Linked DNA regions of Homo sapiens: region 1 is linked to region 2. Evidence: chromatin loops called from intact Hi-C (ENCODE). Cell type or tissue: HepG2. All regions are shown on one strand. Links, peaks and the distances in the headings refer to the core of each region. The heading gives the core; the rest is flanking DNA.

Evidence for each region. A loop is a pair of places that touch in the nucleus more often than their neighbours do. Peaks named below come from ENCODE experiments on the same cell type or tissue, not always from the same donor. Only the 100,000 strongest peaks of a DNase experiment are listed, where the experiment ranks them.
Region 1: it touches region 2 in a loop (8-fold over the local background); 5 of 110 quality-filtered maps call a loop at or near these places.

The regions. Positions count from the first base shown.
Region 1 is chr1:75,419,285-75,429,761 of GRCh38, forward strand. All of the region lies in intron 2 of SLC44A5 (solute carrier family 44 member 5), which reads right to left. Among named protein-coding and RNA genes, the nearest start is that of SLC44A5, 190 kb to the right of the region's middle. In HepG2, for the core only: a CTCF peak has its summit at 4,641; no DNase peak of the experiment used is centred there.
Region 2 is chr1:75,260,394-75,270,870 of GRCh38, forward strand. All of the region lies in intron 6 of SLC44A5 (solute carrier family 44 member 5), which reads right to left. Among named protein-coding and RNA genes, the nearest start is that of LHX8, 130 kb to the left of the region's middle. In HepG2, for the core only: a CTCF peak has its summit at 5,487 (motif pointing right); a DNase peak (open chromatin) is centred at 5,618.

The DNA of each region.
Region 1 (10,477 bases), core at 1,158-9,157, 160 kb after region 2:
TGAAGTCAACCACACCAAGGAACAATATAATCAAATTGATGAAAAACAGCAAAACAGAAAGTAAAATCTTAAAAGTAGCCAGAGAAAGACATATATACAGAGAAAGAAAGATAAGAATGAATGACGGTAGACTGCTCATCAGAAAACTAAGACAATGAATGACATCTTTAAAGTGCTAAAGAGAGAGAAAAAAAAAAAGGACTGTTCGTGTGAAATTCTGTACCAGGAAAAAAAAACTTTCAAAAATGAAGATGAAATAAAGACTTATTTCAGAACAGCAAAAAGTGAGAGAATTCATTATCAGATCTATATGGTAATGTTAAAATAAGTTCTCTGTCAGAAAGAGAATCATACCAGATAGAAAGTTGAATCTACACAAAGGAATTAAGAGCATCAGAAATGATAAATACATAGGTAAATATAAATACAATTTTGTCAGTTTTAATCTCTTCAAATCCTAATAGGCTATTTAAAGCAAAAACAATATAAATGTATTGTGAAGTTTATAACACATTTAATTTAAATGTGCAACAATAATTAGATCCAGGACAGGAGATTCTTATACTATACATGGAGTGGTATAATATTACTTGAATGTAAACTGGTAAGTTAAAGACGTGTCTGCTGTGAACCCTAGAGCAACCATTGCTATGGTGTGAATTTTGTGTCCTGCTAAAATTCATATGTTAAAATCTTAACTCCCAAGATGATGGAATTAGGAGATAAGGCCTTTGGGAGGTGATAGTTCATGGGGGCAGAGCCTTCATGAATGAGATTAGTGTCCTTCTAAGAGAGGCCCAGGAGAAATGGCTCATCCCTTCTACCCTATGAAAACACAGTGAGAAGACCTATCTATAAACGAGGAAACAGGCCCTCACCAGACACCAAATCTGTTGGTGCCTTAATCTTAGACTTCTCAGCCTCCAGAACTGTGAGAACTAAATTTCTGTTGTTTATAAGCTACCCAGTCTATGGTAGTTTGTTAACAGCAGCCCAAGTGGACTAAGACAATTGGTAAAAAATAAAACAAAGTATAGCTATTAAATTATTGGTGTAGATAAAGTACAATAATAAAAAATGCTCATTCAAAAAGAAGGAAAGAAAAGAGGAACAAAGGAACGCAGAACAGATAGGACAAATTAATGAATGAACAGCAAGATGCTGGGTTTGAAACCCAACTCCACTGATAATTAGATTAAAAGTAAATTGTCTAAATACTAATTAAAAGGCAGAGCTTGTAAATTTACATAAATTTTGAAAAAGCAAGAAACAACTATCTGCTGTTCATAGAAACACAAATTCTGGGACTGACTATTCAATATAAATTCCTCAATTTCTTAGGTTTTGAGTGCTTTGAGTAGAGCCTATATGTTTTCAGATTATTGTGGAATGTAAAGTTTTCTTCACTCAATAAGAGAAATACTTTTTTGTTGATACATTGACCACATTATTTTCTTAATAATTACGATAACTCAATAATTGTAGAGACTGGTTTATAAAAAAAATTTTCATATCAAAGGCCAAAATTACTTTACTTTCATCTATTACTCTCTGTCAAGTGAAAACGTTTATGTCCCACAGTTAAGAGTATCTCTCAAAATACCAAGGCCTTAGAAGTTTCTTTCCTGATACTTCCATACTTGATAATGGCTATAGAATAAATAGCCATTAGAACACAGATGTCACAAAAATGAAAATAGCAAGCATTTAGACACCTAGGAAATAATCTCTTTGGAATATAATATAACTACTGTTTCAGAGGGGGAAATAGTTGTGTCTTTCTCACAGGATTGTTTTCAAATATATTATAATATGGTCCACTTCAAATTTTGCCCTTTCAAAGCACAACAATTATTTACCATAAAATAGCTTGAAAAATGGGAACAATTTTATACATACTGTTAGTATGTATAAAAATATACCTAAAATCATGTTATATTATTTTAATTAACATAGATAGAATGTGACATCTACAGCCAATCTAGGACTAGGAACCCTGCAGGTGCTAAAAAGCCACCATTATTTTAAAGACACCCTATTTCGCCTGAAGACTGCAAACTTGAGGAGGAATAAAAGGAGTTGTTGCTTTTTCTATACAGAGAAAGATACTGACTAGTTAGAGATTTTTATGTAGGCCATAAGCCATATGTGCAAAAAAATGAATAAATGGCAGCCCAGTTAATCCTCTTATTTTATTTTTTCTTTCAACATGAAGGGATTGTCAATGACCCACTGCACTGTGGTGTGCTATGGCTCATTTTGCTGAATGCATAGAGACACTGTTTCAGAATTGTCCTCAATGGTGCCCTAATAGTCTGAGAAATTTGCTAAGGCTTTCCTCTTCTTTCATTAAGATCACCATTTTGCATACAGCTCTCAAAGAGCTAATTGCTGGCTGTTCGTTTTATATATGTCACTAGCTCATTGCTGCACTGCTAAGGGGAAAAACACATAATAGAGGAAGGAGAAACATGTAGGTGGAAAAAAGCTTTTGTTATATAATACAAACTTACAATTCATAAAAGCTTATGGAATAAGGTGAAAATTTTATTCACCAGAAATCTTTAGAAGAAATCTGTTACTTTTTTGAAAAAAAAAAAAAGTACTTTGGTGAAGTGTTTGAAGTGTGGTCCATATATCAAGAATTGTCCTGGGACTGCTATTCATGTGACAAGGAGAGGAATTTGAGGAGTGGGCTGTGATTGTATAAAATGGTCATACTTGTGACCCCTCTCAGATATTCAATAAAATTACTGAACTCAAGAAATACTTGTTAAAACCACTGGTGTGTGTGTGTGTGCACGTGTGCTTAAGAGGCTGTGCTTTTTCACCCAGACTGATGTGATGTAAAATTTGGACATGAAATGCCCTTTGAAAAAGGCACACATGGAAAAGCAAACGCCCTTTCTGGAGTGAATACTAATGAGCATTGAAGCCTCCAGGTTAGAGTCATCTAATAGTTCTTCTAAGAGATATGATTTCTATCAGGCTAGTTATGGACACATCTGGACATTTCACTAGGCTGCAAGATCATAGGAGGCCGGAAGAGACTCTTATTCATAGCCTTATCCAGTTTCCCAGAGTGCATAGCACAGTGTTTTGGACTTACAAGTCCGCAGTGAATAATTGGCAACAAATAAATGAAAACATAATTGCCTTATGATGAGCTAGTTTTGTTTCACCTCAAAATATTTGTGTAGATAAAAACTTAGAAAGTAAACTTTAGTTTATTTAGTTTAGGTAAATAATCGGTATCCTGCACCAACTGATACCATACACAACAGTAGCGATTACAGATGTTTTGACTGAGGGACATATTTATATTACCAATAGAAATGGGAATGTCAAAAATAGGGATTTGGAATGTGCAGCAAGTTTTACATGTTAAGAAGCTCCTAGAATACTTGGCAGTTGCAAAAAACCTTGATTGCATGAAGGAACCCTTATCTGTTCCGTTTGCTGTCAAGAAAACTGGCCCAGAGGGGTTATGTGAATCTTTCCAGGAGGACCAATGGTTAAATGGCCAAACTGGAACTTGGGCCTAGATTTTGACTCTAGGTCTATTGCACTTTCCACTACCCATAGCTGCTTTCTATTAGGTTGGTGCTAATAGTAGAGACTCAGACTTAACAGAAGCCAGACCTCTTCTCTTCCTGTTGTCTTTATGTGCTAATTTGAAACAAACAAACAAAAAATAAAATAGTAAAGTCTTCCATTTTCTCTGCTCTCAAAATTCCCAAGGCTTAAGCTAGTTCCATTTATTGACATTAAATCCTGATTCATCTCTCAAATGCCTTTGTTGCAAGGATTGGAAGAAAAGCATTCTCTGGGGTAGGCAGTGTTATTTTGGTTGCCTGAAAAAGAACAGAAAGCTATAGTACTCTCTACGGAATGAATACCTATAGCAATTTCTCACACATATGGCAATTTCATACATACACCGTGAAACAACGCTTAGCAACCTGCTTAGTAAGGTCAAGCTTCCTCAGCAAACAATGAAATATAAACATATCATACTGCAGTTTCCTATGGCTGGTGAAATTAGATTAGATGGTTGTCTGCTCGTTATATGAATCTTCTATCAACTCAGCTGTAGCCAACAGAAATATTGATCTAACACAGAACAAGAAAGCTGATATCTTTAAACTATTGCTTGGCCCTTGGTTATTTCCCCTAAAGTATATATTTTTATCAATGTATTTTTATTTTGACCTTAAATTCCTAACTAGAGTCTATGATTTAAGGATTTTAAGAAATGAAGCTTTCGCATCATATTTTGCTATTTTACTATCGTTCTATTAAAGATTGGAGAAGCAGAAAAGTTAAATGTTTGCTACGTTAATATGTGCCTGGCTCTATTTGCCTTGCGTCTTTTGGAAATTGCGAGCAGCTCCATACTCCCTGCTCCCAGGACGCACTTATCTGTTTACTAGCTGTCAAAGTAAATTTATAGTACTGAGTGACACCATTAGATGGCCTGGGACAGGCCTTGCTGAGCACACACAGATACACTTGCATACCCATTAAGTTGAAATTTTGCCAAGAACCTATTAACCCATCCTAATCAACTGCTGTTTTCCATTTAAAACACCATTAGTTTCCTATGGTTTGTTGCTCAGGGTATAAGCAGAAAAGACACCATCAAGTGGTTAGAAAGGGTGTTGCTTTGCTGGATGCCCCTATGCCTCCGGAGAATTTGAATTTGGCATTAGTATGTATCACTTTCTTTCCACCGCTGGAATTAATCATGCATTCCAAATATTTAGGACTACCTCACAGAACACAGGATTTTAATACAGTTCATTGCTTAAAGATTGTGGATAATTAATTTGTGCTCAGCCTGCAGAGGCTTTTGTTTCTAAAGAGGACTGTATAATATAATTGTAACCATATAGAACCGATGACTCTCAGTCTAAAGCTATACGTTAATAGATTAACAAAGATCTGCCTACACACCCCACCCCCTTGAGCTTCCTCTCCAAGTTTTTAAAGTTTTCTCTAAGGTAGTTTTGTTTGTTTGTTTGTTTGTTTTGTTTTTTGAGATGGAGTCTCGCTCTGTCACCCAGGCTGGAGTGCAGTGGCATGATCTCAGCTCACTGCAACCTCCACTTCCCAGGTTCAAGCAATTCTCCAGCCTCAGCTTCCCAAGTAGTTGGGACTACAGGCACGTGCCACTGCGCCTGGCTAATTTTTCTATTTTTAGTAGAGCCAGGTTTCACCACGTTGACCAGGCTGGTCTTGAACTCCTGACCTCAAGTGATCTGCCCGCCTCGGCCTCTCTAAAGTAGTTTTAAATACCTGATACATTATCATAACTTCTAATAATAAAGTCCCTTGTAAGAGCAAGAGTTCTAATAATAGTGAAATGACAAGTCAGCCAAAAAATGATGTCTGATTTTGTGAGGTTTGCTTTGGGATTGGACACCTAAGAAGATGAAAGATGAAATATCAAAATGTCAAGAGTTTTTTTTTCAAACAATGCATTCTCTGCAATCAAATTGCAAGGAACAGGATTTACGTTACAGTATCTCAATATAATTTCTTCTTATAAAGAACATGAAAAGTGAAGAATTTAGTGAGCCAACTGTATTCCCCAACTCATCAAATAACAAAAACATATACAAACAATTCATTTGAAAAGTTCAAGCAATTCAGAAAAAATACTAAATACATTTCCCAACAATAGGAACACTTTGGTGGTAGGAAGCATTTAAAATAATAGCACTGCTCCATTAGGTTCATTTAAAAAATAAATATTTCACCTTCTTTTTCCAGGTTGTTAAAATGTTATCTTCATTTATTGTAGCTCTTTAAGCACAAGTTGTTCAAAAGTTAACACTAAACAGGAAATTTAATGTACTAACCAGGTAGAAGGTGAAACAAGAGGTACAGCAAAAGGAGCCAAGTATTGTGCAAGTGCAGCCCCAGTGTGGGGAATAACAAAGCCATGGTCTTTGCATATTCCTACAGGTACTCAGCACTATGTTAGGCACATGTTAGGAACTTAATTAAGCATTGGGTGGTTGATTAACTGAGTGATAAAAGATTTATGAATAGTAAAGAGCTTTGTAAAATGGAACAATTAAAATCAGAGAGAAAGGCCAAAACTAATTGTGTGAAAGTGGCAGATGGTCGATAAAGCTGTGAAGTCCCGAAGTCTGTAAACTTGCAGAAGCATTGCATTTTAGAGGAACACTGTCAGCAATCAAGGGACCACAGCCTAGTGGAAAAGAAAGAGGCTGCACAGACGATTATCTTCTTGAGAACCCAAAGGCTGTCAAATAGACAGGCCAACTTAATTAAGAAACTTATTTTAGATGTACCAAGTGTGTCCTAGTCAATCTACTAGAGAGTAAAGACCATGGGTAGTGGCAGCCCCTACATGGATTCCTCCAGTAATAACAATGCTGTATTCTGAATTATTTGGAGAGGTCAAGTTAGGTCCCCCTTGAACATGCCATGCTATGGGCCCTTCTTAGCCGCAGAACTCACGGTTCTACCAACACTGCAGAACATCAGAATCGCCTTGCACAGAAAATACCAGAGGGAGGCTACTCCAGGACAGGTTTAGCCGTCAGCACTCTCAAACAATCCAGCCCTCCCTTCCTCCCTTTCAGTGCCCTTTTTCTCAGGTGAGAAAGGTAACATTTTAAAACGCTTTTTCTTCAGGTGAGTTTTCTCATGCTTTCACCTCCATCTGGTTTTATTTGTCTCTAGAGAATGATGCCTGAGGGTTCAAAGGAAGTGAAGGTGTCAGAGGTGTTACAGGATTTACCCAAGGATGTCCAATACACTAAAACCTACTGACCACATTTCTGCCAAAAAAAGAAACGCTGAAAAATGAACAATGAAAGATTGTGAGAAATAGTTGATTAAGATAGGGTTACACAGGGGAGGAGAGGAACTAGGTAGGTTCTTACAAAATTTAGAAGCCAAGCCAAACCGTAGCAGGATTTAGTTAATTTACGGTGGGAAAATATGATTCTGAAAGTCATTCCTGATCTCTCCTAACACAAAATCATTCCAGGTGTTCTTTTAGGAAGTAGTTAGTTGTTTAAATATTAGAAATGGTTATTGCTGAAATTGGCAGTGAGTCCAACTGTTTCCAAGCACCAGTTCCATAATCAGAATCCCTAAGGATGGAGCTCAGGCACATGTCCTCTTTAAAAGCTACAGTTAATATGAAAGAAAGCAACACAATAGACAAGGAAACAAGGATATGGTTTCCCGACTAATCACACAAAATGACACTGCAGAAAGACACATCTAACCAGTTACAGTGAACATTTGTCTTCCTAAAAAAATTATTTTGGCTGTTCAGAATCTGAATGCCCTTTCTAGATTTGGATAATTCTCCATATGTGAAGAAGTAAGAGTCTACCTCCCACTGTAAAACTTAAAAAGGAGGCTGACTCACTTTCCTAAGCTCTTTGGTAACTAGAGCATGGGCACCTGCCTTAGGCCTGGCCAAACAGCTGAAGCCACTCACGACTTTGAATGTGGATCCAGGGCACAAAGAAGCAGGGAGAGAAGAGAATCTATTCTAGCGGCACTGATAGCAGCAGCGGTATGGAGCTTCCAGGTGCAGTGGCAGCATCCTTGCCAGCGGGACAAGCTGCAGCGTCCATCTTTCAGCGCTGGTGCAGCGGCGCTTCGCCAGATGGGTGCTCATGATATTGGCTGTGTTTCTAGGATCCCAGCACCACTTGGTTCTGCCTCTTTTTGGGGCTCATTTTCCAGCATCCCCAGCAGCCCTGCCGGCTACTCAGGTTCCATTTAATAAATCCATTTGCTGCTTAAGACAACCAGGGTCAGATCCTGCTGCTTGTCCCCCATCACCTTGACTTGATGCATGAGGCTTGCAGAATTGTTCAGGGGACCCCTCTACACCACAGCGAGATTCTCTCAGCTTGGTTTTGCATCCTCATTATTTCTCATCATTAAAAGTTAACAGCCCTACATGCTACCTTCATTAATTTTTGGGCAAATATGTTTTAAAGTCAGATTGCATTTTGATTTCTATAAATAAGCTATCATTTATTTCTCCTAAACAAATCAGTCTAAATTAGAGCTTGCCATAGGGATACCAGTCATGCATTGAAATTCCAAAGCATACCAAAATAGAAAAATGCCTGCTATAATAAATGTCCTCAGGATTGGGCCACTTCTATTTCTGTAGGCTTACAAAATACTAGCAACAATTATATTTCACACCTCTGATATGCCTGTACACTCAGAATTTTCCTAGAAAATGTGCCATTAATTAATCATGTCTCAAGGAAATCACATTATTTATGACTGATACAGATATAACAATACAGTTTAGTGGTTAAGAGCATGGACTCTGCAGCCAGACTGCCTAGGATTAAATCCCAGGCTGTGATGGGATTTTGGATGAGTTAGTTAATCTTTTGTGCCTCTATTTCTTATCTTTAAAATGAGAATAATAAAAATGTCGTTGTGAGGATTAGATATTTTACACATAAAATGATTAAGACAGTACCTAACCCTTATTAAAAAGCCATTGAAATGTTTGTTTTTATTATATTCTCAAATTGTGCCTACTCAGGAATGCATGACAGTCATGTGTATGATTAGTCAAATAAAATTCTCTTTCCCTATAGCACATGGTGCTTCTTATCTTCCTTGTGGTTGGATGGAGCCATGTTTCTAGGTCTGGCCAATGAACCAGTCACATACATTAGTGTATTTAACAGGCAGTGTGAGATTCTCCAGAGTGCTCACTTCCCTCGAGTACGGCAAGGAGGAATGTTTGATATGGTGGAGACTGGAGGGCTGGAGTGAATAAAATTAGCAGAGTTCCTTTGCTGCCCTGAGATGGGTATGTTACATGAGCAAGAAATAAACCTCTGTTGTTTTAAGCAACTGACATTTTGGGGGAGTGTTGTTACTAAAGCATAATGTAGTGTATCCTGACTAATGCAGAAAGCATGGCAATTATCTGGATATTTCAATTAAATAATATTTCCTATTCAAGTGACTAGCATCCTCAGAAATACCTAGAGTGGGATAATACCAGTAAAGAATAAAATTATTTTTCCATTATAGGCAATCATCCTGCTTACTGCCTCTGTATTTGTCCATCAATTATCCTTGTTAGCAACTCAAGGACAGGGAGTACGTCCTATTAATTTTTGAATCTCAGAATTTAGCACAGTGCTTGATATACCAGTTGGAACTCATGAAATGTCTGCTAACTCAAATGAAGCTTTAGAGTGCAAATGTGATCCGATCAGATGTTCTCATTGTGGAAGTTGCTAATCCATGACTTTGGAAGCTAAATTAGCTTCACCAAGAGGGCACTATTTAGCATAATAAACTAAACCTGACAGGCATCCCCAGTACAAGCACCAATTTAGAAAGATTTGTTTAGGAAAAAATACACATACAGGATACACATACCACCTGTGTAATTCTGTCATTCCAGTGTCTGATTTTACTTTGGCTTATACTCATAAGAGTATGGCAAAGTAGAGTTGTCAAGAATCTGAGAGATTGTCTACGCAATACCCCATGTTAAATATAACAAAATTGAGGCCCAGGAGCAATAAATATAATAACTGGTGTCAGGCACAAAGCTAGTTAGTGCCAGAAGTAAGAGTCTTAGTTTTTTTGTCTTTCCACAATACCAAATAGTTTAAAGAGCATACACCATATAGGTGGTCACTAAATACATTATTTTGCATGCAGTTATAAGCAGTGTTTTAACACTGGTTAAATATCAGCATCCTCCCTGTAGGTTTTAAAGAGGACATGTGCCTGAGCTCCATCCTTAGGGATTCTGATTATGGAACTGGTGCTTGGCAACAGTTGAACTCACTGCCAATTTCAGCAATAACCATTTCTAATATTTAAACAACTAACTACTTCCTAAAAGAATACCTGGAATGTTTTTGTGTTAGGAGAGATCAGGAAAATAGGAATCATCATCAGCCTAAAGCTACGTTAATGTGCCCCTCTAGGTAGCAGTACTGAATGAATGTGTGCCACATTCTAAGTTATTCGACTTGTGCTACAAGTTCTTGTTGGAGGAATATATTCTAACAAACCAAGAAACAGGCTCCAGGGTCAGTATATCTGGATCCTCACTATCATGAACTAGCTTTGTGTTAAGACTATGTACAAAAGTAAGAGTAGAAAGCCATCTTTCTTGGGCAAGTGAGGGCTATGATGTCTAAGCACTGATCCATTCAAAGAATATTTGTGGGCATAAGTGTTGGTCTGTTTACGTTGCTATAAAGGAATACCCGAGACTAATTTATAAAGAAAATGAGGTTTATTTTGGCTCACAGCTCTGCAGGCTGTATAAGAAGCATGGTGCCAGCATCTGCTTCTGGTGAGAGCCCCAGGAAATTTCCAGTCATGGTGGAAGATGAAGGGGAACATGTGTCACATGGCAAGAGAGAGTGAGAGATCAAGCAAGGGGTGGGTTTATGCCACACATGCCAGATCTCGT
Region 2 (10,477 bases), core at 1,716-9,715:
ACTTTAAACGAACAAAGATCAAAAGAGACAAAGAAGGGCATTACATACTGGTAAAGGGGTCAATGCAACAAGAAGCAGTAACCATCCTAAATATATATGCACCCAATACAGGAACACCCAGATTATAAAACAAGTTATTAGAGACCTACAAAGAGGCTTAGACTCCCACACAATAATAGTGGGAGACTTTAACACCCCACTGTCAATAGTAAACAGATCAATGAGACAGAATGTTAACAAGGATATCCGGGACCTGAACTCAGCTCTGCAACAAGCAGACCTAATAGACATCTACAAAACTCTCCACTCCATATCAGCAGAATATACATTCTTCTCAGCACCACATTACACTTATTCTAAAATTGACCACATAACTGGAAGTAAAACACTCCTCAGCAAATGCAAAAGAACAGAAATCATAACAAACAGTCTCTCAGACCACAGTGCAATCAAATTAGAACTCAGGACTAAGAAACTCACTCAAAACTGCAGAAGTACATGGAAAGTAGACAACATGCTCCTGAATGACTACTGGGTAAATATTGAAATGAAGGCAGAAATATAGATGTTCTTTGAAACCAATGAGAACAAAGACACACCATACCAGAATCTCTGGGACACATTTAAAGCAGTCTGTAGAGGGACATTTATAGCACCAAATGCCCACAAGATAAAGCAGGAAAGATCTAAAATCGACACTAACATCACATTTAAAAGAACTAGAGAAGCAAGAGCAAACAAATTCAAAAGCTAGCAGAAAGCAAGAAATTACTAAGATCAGAGCAGAACGGAAGGGCACAGAGACACAAAAAACTCTTCAAAAAATCAATGAATCCAGGATCTGGTTTTTTGAAATGATGAACAAAATAGTCAGCTAGCGAGAGTAATAAAGAAGAAAAGAGAGAAGAATCAAATAGACCCAATAAAAAATGATAAAGGGGATATCACCACCGATCCCACAGAAATACAAACTACCACCAGAGAATACTGTAAACACCTCTACTCAAAGAAACTAGAAAATCTAGAAGAAATGGATAACTTCCTGGACACATACACCCTCCCAAGACTAAACCAGGGAGAAGTTGAATCCTGGAATAGACCAGTAACAAGTTCTGAAATTGAGGCAGCAATTAATAGCCTACCAACTAAGAAAAGTCCAGGACCAGATGGATTCACAGCCAAATTCCACCAGAGGTACAAAGAAGAACTGGTACCACTCCTTCTGAAACTATTTCAAACAATAGAAAAAGAGGGAATCCTCCCTAAATCATTTTATGAAGCCAGCATCATCCTAATGCCAAAACCTGGCAGAGACACAACAACAGAAATTTCAGGCCAATATCCCTGATGAACATGGATGCGAAAATCCTCAATAAAATACTGGCAAACTGAGTCCTGCAGCACATCAAAAAGCTTATCCACCACGAGCAAGTCAGCTTCATCCCAGGGATGCAAAACAATAAATGTAATCCATCGCATAACAACCAATGACCAAAAACCACATGATTATCTCAATAGATGAAGAAAAGGCCTTCGACAAAATTCAACAGCCCTTCATGCTAAAAATTCTCTTTAAACTAGGTATTGATGGAACGTATCTCAAAATAAGAGCTATTCATGACAAACCCACAGCCAGTATCATACTGAAAGGGCAAAAACTGGAAACAATCCCTTTGAAAACCGGCACAACACAAGGATGCCCTCTCTCACCACTCCTTCACAGTATTAGAAGTTCTGGCCAGGGCAATCAAGAAAGAGAAATAAACAATGGGTATTCAAGTATGAAAAGAGGAAGTCAAATTGTCTCTGTTTGCAGATGACATGATTGTATATTTAGAAAACCCCATCATCTCAGCCCCAAATCTTCTTAAGCTGATAAACAACTTCAGCAAAGTCTCAGGATACAAAATCAATGTGCAAAAAGCACAAGCATTCCTATACACCAAGAACAAATAGAGAGCAAAACTATCAGTGAACTCCCATTCACAATTGCTACAAAGAGAATAAAATACCTAGGAATCCAACTTACAAGGGATGTGAAGCATCTCTTCGAGGAGAACTACAAACCACTGTTCAAGGAAGTAAGAGAGGACATAAACAAATGGAAAAATATTTCATGCTTATGGATAGGAAGAAACAATATTGTGAAAATGCCATATTTCCCAAAGTAATTTATAGATTCAATGCTATCCCCATCAAGCTACCACTGACTTTCTTCATAGAATTGGAAAAAACTACTTAAAAGTTCATATGGAACCAAAAAAGAGCCCGCATTGCCAAGACAATCCTAAGCCAAAAGAACAAAGCTGGAGGCATCACACTACCTGACTTCAAACTATACTACAAGGCTACAGTAATAAAAACAGCATGGTACTAGTACCAAAACAGATATATAGACCAATGGAACAGAACAAAGGCCTCAGAAATAACGTCACATATCTACAACCATCTGATCTTTGACAAACCTGACAAAAACAAGCAATCTGGAAAGAATTCCCAATTTAATAAATGGTGTTGGGAAAACTGGCTAGCCATATGCAGAAAGCTGAAACTGGATCCCTTCTTTACCTTATACAAAAAGTAACTCAATATGGATTAACGACTTAAAAATAAGACCTTAAACCATAAAAAACCCTAGACAAAAACTTAGGCAATACCATTTAGGACATAGGCATAGGCAAGGACTTCATGACTAAAACATGAAAGCAATGGCAACAAAAGCCAAAATTGACAAATGGGGTCTAATTAAACTAAAGAACTTTGGCACAGCAAAAGAAATTAACATCAGAGTGAACAAGCAACCGACAGAATGGGAGAAAATTTTTGCAATCTACCCATCTGACAAATGGCTAATATCCAGAATCTACAAATAACTTAAACAAATTTACAAGATAAAAACAAACAACACCATCAAAAAGTGGCTGAAGGATATGAACAGACACTTCTTAGAAGAAGACATTTATGCAGCCAACAAACATATGAAAAAAAGCTCATCATCACTGGTCATTAGACAAATAAAATCAAAACCACAATGAGATACCATCTCATGCCAGTTAGAATGATGGTCATTAAAAAGTCAGGAAACAACAGATGCTGGAGAGGATGTGGAGAAATAGGAATGCTTTTACACTGTTGGTAGGAGTGTAAATTAGTTCAACCCTTGTGGAAGGCAGTGTGGTGATTCCTCAAGGATCTAGAACTAGAAATACCATTTGACCCAGCAATCCCATTACTGGGTATATACCCAAAGGATTATAAATCATTCTACTATAAAGACACATACACACGTATGTTTATTGCAGCACTGTTCACAGTAACAAAGACTTGGAACCCACCCAAATGCCCATCAGTGATAGACTGGATAAAGAAAATGTAGTACATATACACCATGGACTACTATGCAGCCATAAAAAAGGATGAGCTCATGTCCTTTGTGTGGACATGGATGAAGCTGGAAACCATCATTCTCAGCAAACTAAAACAAGAACAGAAAACCAAACATAGCATGTTCTCACTCATAAGTGGGAGTTGAACAATGAGCACACATGGACACAGGGAGGGGAACATCACACACTGGGGCCTGTTGGGGGGTTGCGGCTTAGGGGAGGGATAGCATTAGGAGAAATACCTAGTGTAGACGACAGGTTGATAGGTACAGCAAACCACCATGGCACGTGTATACCTATGTAACAAACCTGCATGTTCTGCACATGTATCCCATCACTTAAAGTATTTAAAAAAAAAAAAAAAAAAAGGAATAGCAAGGCACCATTTTCAGAGCCTGGAACCTACTGTACTGCATCCTGTCCTAGGGCTCAACAACCCTTGTGTCTCCACATCCCTGGAGCCCCATTGACATCCCCTACCTGCAGCCATGTGCTGCTGCTGGCTGCTCTCACCAAGGCCAAAGTGCAAGCCATTGGCATTGATCCCCATGTGCCCAGTGGCAGGGCTGCCACACGTTTACAGTTCCCTGAGAAAGATTATTCTGTTTGCAGCTGCCACTCAAGGACAACTTGTGTGATTATAAAAAATTAAAATCATATCAAGTTTCTTCTTAGACCACAATAGAATACAATTAGAAATCAATAATGAGAAGAGCTTGGGAAACTATAAATAAATGGAAATTAAATAACATGCTTCTGAATGACCGTTAGGTCAAGAAAGAAATTAGGAGGAAATTTAAAATTTTTTTCAAACAAAGGAAAACCAAAACACAATGTATCAAAACTGATGGAATAGAGAAAAAGCAGTGCTAAGAGGAAAATTTATGGCAGTAATGACCTACATCATAAAAGTACGAAGACAATCTAACAATGCACCTCAAGGAACTAGAAAAGCAAGAACAAACCAACACAAAATTAGTAGAAGTAAATAAATAAAAATGAGAAGAGAACAAAATAGAGATTAAAAAACAATGGAAACAATTAACAAAACAAAGTTTTTATTGAAAAAAATAAAACTGATAAACTGCTAGCTAGGCTAACCAAGAAAAAAAGAGAGAAGACCCAAATAAATAAAATCAAAAATAAAAGAGGAGACATTACAACTGATACCACAGAAATGAAAAACGCTATCAGAGACTGTTATGAAAAACTGTACACCAACAAACTAGAAAAATGGATAAATTCATGGACACATATAACCTACCAAGGTTGAATCAAGAAATAGAAAAACCAAACAGACCAATAACAAATAATGAGATTGGATCAGTGATACAAAGTTTCCAAACAAAGAAAAGTTCAGGACCAGATGGTTTCACTGCTGAATTTTACCAGACTTACAGAGAAGAATTAAAACCACTTCTCTTCAAACTATTCCAGAAAATTGGAGAGGAGATAATTCTTTATAAGTCATTCTGTGAGGCCAGCATTACTTTGATACCAAAACCAAACAAGGACATAAAAACAAACAAACAAAAAAACACTATGGGGCAATATCCCTGATAAACATAGATGCAAAAATTCTCAACAGAATACTAGCAAACTGAAAGCATATGCAACTGGGGCAGGGGCTGGGGAGTGAAGAGAGGCTGGTTAATGGGTTAATGGTTAATGGGTACAAACATAGAATTAGATAGAAGGAATACATTTTAATGTTCCATAGCATGGAAAGATGACTATAGGTAGCAACAATGTACTGTACATTTCAAAGCAGCTAGGAGATGGGACTTGAAATGTTCTTAACACATAGAAATGATAAATACTTAGGTGATGAATACACTAAATACCCTGACTTGAATATTACACATTTTATGCATGTAACAAAATATCACATGCACCCCATAGATAGGTACAAATATTACATATTACATATCAGTTTTAAAAAATCTTAAATAGAAGAGCATTGTCCTCTTAATCTTTCTTGTTTCCTTATCTTAACCTCATGGGGCCAGGTATTTCAGTCTTGGTAATGGTGCTACATCAGACAATGTTCAAAGTAATTTCGGCACAACCTTTACAAGCTGAAGTTTTTGTAGTAGCCAGTAGGTGGCATCAAAAATCAATCACGTTCTCTTTTTTTGTGGAAATCTCAAAGAAAAGGTCTGTACCTAAGTGTCATGAGCAACTTTCCCAGAGCTCAAGAGGCAGAGAAAGTTACACACAACAACAAAGCACTCCGTTTTCCTTTGAAGTCGCTGTTTCATCTCTTTGGACACCGTAAAAACCCCTGGTGTTTCTCCTAGAGTCTTTTTGGTTAGATAAAGCACAAAAGGCCAAAAGCCACATCTCAAATATCACACCACCTCTAAACATGGACTTTAGGCTCGGTTATTAAGGAATGTCTTCCAGAGTTGGGAATCAAAGGATTGCTTAAATACATCATGACAATTGTTAAAGTCTAACAGGTAAGTTTCCCCATTTTAGAGCTGCCTAAATTTCTTACACATCCTAACATAGATGCATTTCATTTTGGCATAGAAATACACACACACACACACACACACACACACACACACATTTATTTGTGGTGTTTAAAACATGTAATGATACTTTTACAAGCTATGCTATGTTTAAGATTTTTAGGCCTGGGTTAAACAAGTAAAATGGAAAGCCAAGTTCACTGCAACTGTCTGTGTGTAACCTAAACAGCTTAAGACTTAGGGTTAGAATGTGCTACCTTTGCCATTTAATAGACAGTTGAACCTTAACAAGTATTTTAACCTTTCTGAATTTTAGTTTTCTAAATTTCCAAATAATAGTAATAATAGTCAGACTCACTTAGCAGTGTTGTTGAGGACCTGATCAGATCTTTAAGCTGACCTCCACTTTGGGAGCAAATCATTCTTATCTGTGTTACCCCTTTTTTCTCATTCATTTAACAATGAATTTACTGAGCACATATTGTAATGCCAGACAATGCTGTAGGTTCTGAAGATATGACAGTGAAAAAGACAGAGAATGGCCCTGATCTCAAAGAACTTTGGGCCCAGCCCGGGAAGATAAATGAAGCTAACCAATTAATAACCAGGATAAATTCAGGCAGTGATAAGTATCTAAGACAGTAAATCAAGATCTTGTGCCAGAGACTAGGAAGAGGAATGGTGACGGTGCGTGCGGCTGCTTCAGATGAGATTGTCAGCACTATATTTTAGACTTAAAATAGCACACTGCGCCGAACACAATAGATCGAATCCATAGCTTTCTTGACTTTATCTCTGAAGACCAAGAGACTCTTGAAGAAGAAATCTGTGCCTTATTTGCTCTAGTATATTGCATAGTGACTGGCCCATTGGAGGACCTCAACAACATGAAAGTGCTTTTAGAAGGCCAATGCATGCTTCTCCTACATGACTGTTCTCTCATTTAATTTTTGCTTCATTATCAGGAAATAAAGACTGAGGTAGGTTGTGTTCCATGCCATGGGTCAATGCTAGAGGTAAAGTCAGAATTTGACTCCAGGGTACATATTCTTTTGAGAAAATGTTTATCTGGTTTTTTTTTCTTTTAAAGGGGCTTTAATTATGAAGACAATCTATTGTCTCAGCATATTTACTTCTTTTTTAAATTATTTAATTTTGGAAAATTCGGTAGGAATATAAAAGTGATACACATTTTTGGTAGAAACTTGCAATGCACATAAACATACAAGAAAATAAAAATACTCAATTTTCTGTCATGATTCTATAAGGATATCTGCCATTATATTTATTTTTATTTTTATTTTTTTAAATTCAAACAAGGTCTGGCTCTGTTGCCCAGGCTGGAGTGCAGTGGTGCAATCTCAGTTCACTGCAACCTCCACCTCCTGGGCTCAAGCCATCCTCCCATCTCAGCCTCCTGATAGCTGGGACTACAGGCACTCCATCATGCTCAGCTAATTTTTTAAAATTTTTTTATTTTTATTTTTATTTTTTTGTAGGGACAGGCTTTCACCATGTTGCCCAGGCCAGTCTTGAACTTCTGGGCTCAAGTGATTGGCTCGCCTCGGCTTCCCAAAGGGCTAGGATTACAGGCATGAGCCACCCTAGCTGGCCTAATTTTTAAATGAAAAAAAGCTTAATATTTTTCTGCATACATGCTTATTGTGAACCATTGAAACAGCTCAAGAAGGTATAAGGAAGCAGCAAGAATGTTCTTTTTAAAATGTTAAATGGATTCGGTCACTCTTGTTGGAACACCTTTCTATGTCCTTCTCTGCACTTATAAATAATCCAAATACTTTATCAGAGTCCATAGGACACAGAAAATATGACTTCTACCTGTTTCTCAGACATCTCCTCATTCCACCACCCTCTTTATCGGCTACGTTTTGGCCTCTTGGCTTCCTTCTAGTGCTAGTCCTGGTGTATCATAGGGTCACTCATGCCTCAGGACCTTTGCACTTATTGCCTCTGGCTTGAGTGCTCTTCCCAGGGCTTTTGAAAGGCTGGTGTCTTCCTGGTCTTCACATCTCAGTTCAGAAGTCACCTCCTCATGAGAGTGCTTCCCTCACCCCGTAACCACAAGGTAACTACCTCCCATTGCACACCAGTCATTCTCTGTTAGGCCATCTGCTTTGTTTTTTTTCTTCATAGCATTGATCACTATTTGAAGCTATCTTGTTATTTACATTTTTATTGAGAATCTCCCTTTAACTTAAACGTAGGCTTCATGAGGGCAGGTAGCTTGTTCATTTGTTTTTACTATAACCTCAGCCTTTAGAAAACTGTCTGGGATATAATAGGGGCTCAGAAATATGAGAATGAAAATAAAAATATAATCCCATAATTGAAAATAATTACTGTAAGCATATGTATATCCGTTCAGACTTTTTTCTTGCATATGTTTTCATATATGTGAATATAGAGTATACAAGTGTACAAACATACCAACAAAATGAAATTATACTACACATGCCATTTTAATAACTTCATTTCTTGAATTAACAATATATCATGAGCACATTTCCTTGCCAATAAATATATCTCTACCCAATAATTAATGATTAAATGGTATTTTATAATTGACTATACCGTAATTCATTTAATCAATCTCCTATTGAGAAACATTTAGGTTGTTTCCATTTTATTATTACTATTACATAGTGCCTATAACGTTAGGAAATCTATGCAAATTTCCACTAGATGAGTTTCTAGGATGAAAACTGCTGAATCAAAAAGAACCTATATGTTTGATAAATATTTTATAAAATCTGATAAATATCAAATTACACTACTGCCAGTAGAAAATGAGGCGATTTTTTCTCCTCACTCTGGCCAACACCGGAAATTTTAATATTTTAAAATTTACTTGACAACCTATAAGACAAAAATAATATTTTAATTAATTTGCAATTCTTTTTTTAACTGTAGTTGAACTATATTTCTATCATTATTGGCCATTATATTATTTCCTGTTTATGACTTTTACCTACTTTCATATAGGATGATCTTTTTTTCTTTTTGATTTTGAAGAACAGCTCATATAAAAAAGGTGTTGATACATTTGGTCAGATATATATGTTGAAAATATTTGTTTTTCCTAGATTTCCATTTATCTTTCAACTTTGTTTCCAATGAGTTAAGGTGTATTTATGTGTTGAAATTCTTCAAAATTTCTATTTTCTGCTTTTGGTGTTATCTTTAGAAAAGTTTTCTTAACCCCATAATTCTATAAATATACCCTTGCATTTTCTTCTGTTACTTCTATGGTTTTATATTTTATATACAAAATCATCAATGCTTTAGTGTTTATTTTGGTATAAGATATGAGATAAACATCCAATTTTATTTTATTTTTATGAATGGTATTTCAGTTAATTCAATACTATTTATTTAATAATCATCTTTCTGCTACTGACTTGAAATCCATCTTTATCACATTCAAAATTTATATTTTTAATAGGATTTCTTTCTGTCTGGTTTTATGATAGTTTCACATTGTTATAATAATGTTACTATCATGATATATTTACTCCAATATTTTCCCTTGATACCATTTGATATGGTTTGGCTGTATCCCCACCTAAATGTCATCTTGAATTATAGCTCCCATAATTCCCACATGTTGTGGGAGGGAACCCGTGGGAGATAATTGAATGGTGGGGGCAGTTTCTCCCATGCAGTTCTGTTAGTGAATAAGTCTCACAAGAGCTGATGGTTTCATAAGGGGAAACCCCTTTCACTTGGTTCTCATTCTGTCTTGTCTGCCACCGTGTAAGACGTGCCTTTTGCCTTCTGCCATGATTGTGAGGCCTCCCCAACCACGTGGAACTGTGAGTCCATTAAGCCCCTTTTTCTTTACATATTACCCAGTCTCAGGTATGTCTTTATCACCAGTGTGAAAATGGACTAATACACCATTTTATACAATAAAACTTATGCTTAAAAAACTTTTAATATTGACTAAAATCTTGCATTTTTGTAAATATTTTACTGCTGAAAGTCCAAATATAATTTAGAGTAACTTATTAAAATTTTAAATTAATACACATTTATCATAAGAATTAAAACAATCATGAGACTTAAAAATGTACATTAGAGCAGGTTACAGGATTCAGAAACAAATATATAAATTTATTATTTAGTAATTGTTTTAGAAATCAGAGAGGAAATGGGTATATTATTCAACAAACGATTCTGAAATAATTAACTCAACAATTTGGGAAAATAGTTTGATTTCCACTTCAGTCTATATACAAAAATAAATTTCTAGGGAATTAGAAATTTAAATATAAGAAGGAAGCCATCAAAATACTAGAGAAATATTGGAGAATGTTATTTTCAGGGCGAGGAAGGCAATGATAACCCAGACCCCAGAAACTGTAAGGGAAAATCAACAGAATCAACTGTTGAACATATATACATGATTTTCAGTGGTTCCATTCTATTTCATTAAATTGATGGGCCATAATTTACTATCATTCACATATTGTTGAGTATCTGTGTAGTTTCCAATATATTATTATTTTGAATAATACTTTAATGAACATGTTTGTATTAAGCGAAGCCTATCTTTGAAAGATCATTATGTACTGAAATTTGTGCTGTCACATT